2 separate regions of the Homo sapiens genome follow, and region 2 is linked to region 1. A link is an interaction called in ENCODE POLR2A ChIA-PET data of the cell type or tissue named here. Cell type or tissue: OCI-LY7. All regions are shown on one strand.

What was found. Peaks named below come from ENCODE experiments on the same cell type or tissue, not always from the same donor. Only the 100,000 strongest peaks of a DNase experiment are listed, where the experiment ranks them.
Region 2: POLR2A ChIA-PET joins it to region 1 with 24 read pairs; 2 of 35 experiments call an interaction of 5 or more read pairs at or near these places.

Annotation. Positions count from the first base shown.
Region 1 is chr12:110,581,471-110,583,970 of GRCh38, forward strand. PPTC7 (protein phosphatase targeting COQ7) reads right to left here and starts at 1,848. Exons shown (of 6, transcript NM_139283.2): 1 at 1,339-1,848. The coding sequence starts at 1,561. RefSeq lists silencers at 1,481-1,630, 1,671-2,000. In OCI-LY7, CTCF peaks have their summits at 936 and 1,195; DNase peaks (open chromatin) are centred at 611, 1,291 and 1,951; H3K4me3 peaks cover 2,500 bases; H3K27ac peaks cover 1,669 bases.
Region 2 is chr12:110,205,566-110,208,065 of GRCh38, forward strand. IFT81 (intraflagellar transport 81) reads left to right here. Exons shown (of 19, transcript NM_014055.4): 17 at 30-115. Among named protein-coding and RNA genes, the nearest start is that of ATP2A2, 74 kb to the right of the region's middle. In OCI-LY7, no CTCF peak of the experiment used is centred here; no DNase peak of the experiment used is centred here.

The DNA of each region.
Region 1 (2,500 bases):
TCAGGGAAGACAGCCACTGACAGCTGACTTCGGGGTGGATTTGTACAATTTCAATCTGCAAGCTGCAGGACCTTTCTAAGTCTCCCTCTCATGTTAATATCAATAGCGTTGCCTAAACATTAAATGCTTTTTCTTCAACCCAGGTAATGGGGTCATTCATAAATTAAACTGAGAACAACCTTTCCAGTCCCATGTTCACAAACACTACATGTAGTAGAACCAAAGATACTAGGCAATTATTCTGAGATCAGATTAAAAAATAATTACTGTCATAAAAAAGTTACAGAATCATTTGTTCCAATGCCAAACTCTGCCTCAGCATATGAAATTTAAAGTAACCAAAAACTTAGTCTCACCTGGGAAGGGAAATCAAAGTGACATTTGAACCCAAGTTCAATGACAACACGTCCTTCAATTTCAAAGCGAGCGCATTGCTTTATTCATTCAAAGAGTTTTAACGGCACAATATCCCATAGCATACACAAAATCTCCTAAGGCGTACATTATGGTAAAGTTTCTGACTGCTTGTGAACTATATTTAGCCCTTTCTGCCAGCTCTCTCCGTAGTCTCCCACCCCCAAAAGGTATAACTGGAATAGGCCTCAGGGAGCACCTGTGGCCTGAAAAGGCTGTGACCAATCCTCAGAGCTTTACCGGCTGCAATCTACAAGTAGGCTCGACCATTCTATTTTGGATCAAGGAGACTCTGCCAACCCCCAAGTGACCGCAAGTGGACAAGATCAATTTGGGAGAAAACGCTGTGAGGGTTTTTTCGCCAAGCCAGCAGCCCCCACCGCCACACTCCGAAAAGGGTGAAGATTTGGTTACCATCCAGGCGGCGAAAGAATACGGCCGGGCTGTCTGGGGGCTCACGACTGCCTGTCGGCCGGCGATCCCGCAGCCTGGGCCGGGCTGTGGTGTCGGGAGCACGCGAAGAGGCAGGGATCCCCGGGGCATGCGGAGAGGGAACCAGAACGAGGTTAGGAGCCTGCAGGTGTCGCCCAGGGAGGGGACGAGGTCGCCCAGGGCTGGCACGGCCGAGTGAGACCGAGAGTGTGGCTCTGGACTCGGACAGACCGGTCACACTCTCGGGTTGTGACCTTGAGCACACGACTTGACCGCTGTGCGCCTTAGTTTCCTCCTCTCTAAAATGGGGGTCGTTCAAGCGGAAAACGCGCCTCGGAGCGCTTGGCACGGCGCCTGGCGCATAGTAAGCGCTCCCTCCATGTGAGCGCTCTGGCTCCTTTCGCCGCCGGGAGGAACTGGGGAAGCCCCGCGCGGGGAGTCCCCGGGAGGCGGATCCGAGGCTGGGGCAAGGGAACCGGGTCGGGGACTCACCGAGCACGTCCGCGGAACGGTGCCGGGCCACGAAGCACGCGTCGTCCCCGTAGCACGCGCCCTTCTTGAGGAGGCCCTTACGGAAGTCCTTCCCGAAGCCGCAGCCGGCCGTCACCAGTCCGTAGTCGCCGCCGCCGCCGCCGCCGGCCCTGGGGTCGGTCTGCGAGAGGCCGCCGAGCACGGCGCGGGCCACCAGCCGCCCGTACGAGAGGACCGAGAACATCGCCGCCGCCGCCCCCCCGAGGAGGCGGGGGGCCGGGGGAGCAGGAGGACGCGGAGGCCCGGAGCCGGCTCTCTCCTCAGCCGCAGTCGCGCCGCCGCTGGGGCGCTCCTCAGGGCGGCGCGCAGTGGCCGCCGCCGCCCCTGCCCGACGCGCGGGGCCTCGCACGCGCTCAGCCGCGCGCACCGGAGCCAGAGCGAGGTCAGAAGCGGCGGCTCCTCCGCCTCAGCCCAACTGAAGTCCCGGCTGCAGCGGCCGCCGCCGCCGCCGCCATCTTCCGCTCCACTAGCGTGTTCCGGGCGGTGCCGGCAGCACCGCCCCCTCCCTGGCCCTGCCCCTAGCCCCGCCCCGATTCACCGCTCAGGCCCAAGCCCAGCCCCTTGGGCTCGCTGCCTTATGCAGTCACCAAGGTTGAACATGCGCAGAGGGTGCGGACGCAGTGTCTCTTGGGAATTATAGTCCCGGAGTCGTAGTCACTTTTGACTTGGCTGCCAAAGATTTAGGACCTAGGGGGATTCCTCAGACGCGGGACCTATGTTAAGTTAGTAGGAATTGCAGGTGGGCCACGTGAGGGTTTTCTACCCTGTTTTAACCGTATCTTTTAAAGCCTGTTTTAAATAAATAACGCCACCATTCCTTTAAACAAAAACCTGCAAGAAACCAGAATGGAGTCACATAATGAGAAACAGAGGTACACAGATCTAGTGACACCTCCCCAAGTAATATACTGGAAGGATTTAGGGCGGCAAACTGTTTGGAAAGAAGAGACTTTTTGTAGTCTTTTAGGAAAAATTGAGAAAATGTTATGTGTCCCTATCAGAGTGGGAGGGGACACAGATGGTGTCATGTCCCTTTTGCTAACTGGCCTCTAGCCATGCTCACAGCTGTCTCAAGACCTTTGCCCTTGCTTTCGCTTCTACCCTTTGGAATGTAATTCGTTTA
Region 2 (2,500 bases), 380 kb before region 1:
TTCCCTAAAACTGAAGTCTTTCTATTTAGAACCTAGAAGTTCAACTTCGTCGTGCTACTGATGAGATGAAGGCATATATCTCTTCTGATCAACAAGAAAAAAGAAAGGCAATTAGGCAAGTGATTTTGTTGTTTTATATTGAGATACTTAATATTTTCACCAATAAAAGTTTTATAAATAAGATAGAATTATACAAATTTAGCATATTTAAGTAAGTAGACACTAAGATATTATTTAATACTAAATCTTACTAAACATCTAGATATTTTAGCCCTGCTAAGTAGGAATACATATGATTTTATTTCTTGCTTGCTTACTTTTTGATTGTGATAAAATATATAAAATTTGCCACTTTACCCATTTTTAAGTGTACAGTTCATTGGCATTGATTACATTCACAATATTGTACAGCCATCACCACTGTATATTTACAAAATGTTTTCATCATCCCAAACAAAAACTCTTGTAACCATTAAGCAATAACTCTTCATTCCCCGCCACCCAGGAATATATATAATTTCATAATTGCTTTGTCATAAGCAGTAAAGTTGGTCTCTTTTTAAAGTCCCACATGGCCTAGACTCTAGTCATCTGCCTGCTAATTGTGCAGTGTGATGACTGCATTTTAGCTGGAAATTGTGTGATTGCAGTGTACCAGTCTTCAAGAAGGATATGTAAATACTGCTTAGTCCTTATATGGTGCTTTTTTTGCAATCCCAGCTTGTGGCGTACTGTAATAAATCAAATCCTGCCTAAAAAAAAATACATTTATGGTTGAATTGCTAGGTGTGATAAAATGCAATCATTGAACAACATAAGCCTTCTTTGCTCCTCATCACAATTCAAATATTAAATGTTTTGCTATTACTATTCAGTAAAAATTCAGATAAAATGTAGCACTCACGTTTATTCTAGATTGCATTGAGATTTTGAGTGGCATGTACATTAATGTTATAAAAAGAGGCCGGGCATGGTGGTGGGCGCCCGTAGTCCCAGCTACTTAGGAGGCCGAGGCGTGGGAATCGCTTGAACCCGGGGAGCAGGGGCTGCAGTAAGCCGAAATCATGCCACTGCGTTCCAGCCTGAGCGACAAAGGGAGACTCTGTCTTTAAAAAAAAAAAAAAAAAAAATCTAAGAAATAGAGTGTCTTGCAGAATCTGAATTTTTTTTCAATGTAATGCACTAGAATGCAAGCCAGACTGAAAATACTGTATAGAGCAGTGTTTTTTCTAATACTCTAACATATTAAACTAAAAATGTACTTATTCATATTCTTTCATTGTATGTAAACTTTGTTCATATAAATCTATATGGCCAATGATAAGAAATGAGAAAAGTTAAATTTGTTCTTAAAAAATAAAAATTTTTATAAATTAAGTTCTATTTCTTCCAAAGTTATCGATATAAATAGCAAAGAAGGAAATAATTGCTCTTGAACTATTCATTTTCTGATCTGTCTTCTAGCCAGATTTTTTTTTTTTTGAGACGGAGTCTTGCTCTGTCACCCAGGCTGGAGTGCAGTGGCACGATCTCGGCTCACTGCAATCTCCGCCTCCCAGGTTCAAACATATTCTCCTGCCTCAGCCTCCCAAGTAGCTGGGATTACAGGCACACGCCACTGTGTTTGGCTAATTTTTGTTATTTGTATTTTTGTAGTTTATATTTTTGTATTTTTGTAGAAATGGGGTTTCACCATGTTAGCCAGGTTGGTCTCAAACTCCTGACCTCAAGTGAACCACCCTCCTCAGCCTCCCAGAGTGCTGGGATTACAGGCATGAGCCACCACGCCCTACTGAAAATGAGGATTCATCAAGACTAATTGCAAAATTTTCCTTTACTTAGACTGCTGTATTTTCTCTTTTTATGGCTTAGGATTTCTTGGAGTCCCAATTTTATATTGTTTAATTTTTTCTTAAATACTGCAGCGTAGCTTCACACACAAAAACAGTCTCTTCTTTGTTCTGTGTTCCTTTACCCCTCGTCCTTCAGTCTTTTTTTTTTTTTTTTTTTTTTTTGAGACGGAGTCTCACTCTGTTGCCCAGGCTGGAGTGCAGTGGCGTGATCTCAGCTCACTGCAACCTCCGCCTCCTGGGTTCACGCCATTCTCCTGCCTCAGCCTCCTGAGTAGCTGGGACTACAGGTGCCCGCCACCACGCCTGGCTAAATTTTTTGAATTTTTAGTAGAGACAGGGTTTCACCGTGTTAGCCAGGATGGTCTCGATCTCCTGACCTCGTGAGCCACCGCGCCCAGCCCCAGCCTTCAGTCTTTATCCTTAACATGTCACCTGCTTTAAATCTCACATTTTGTCTTAAATAGTATTGAAATATAATTTTGTTTACAAATAAAATACAATGTTATTATGTTTTTAATTTTTACATTAAAATTTTTTTTTTAGCTTACAAAAGAAATACTTGTAAAAACAACAGTAACCATTATGAAGTAGTGTGCACAGAAGTTGAATGCTGTCCATTATTGCCATGTCTCAGAAATGTCTACTGT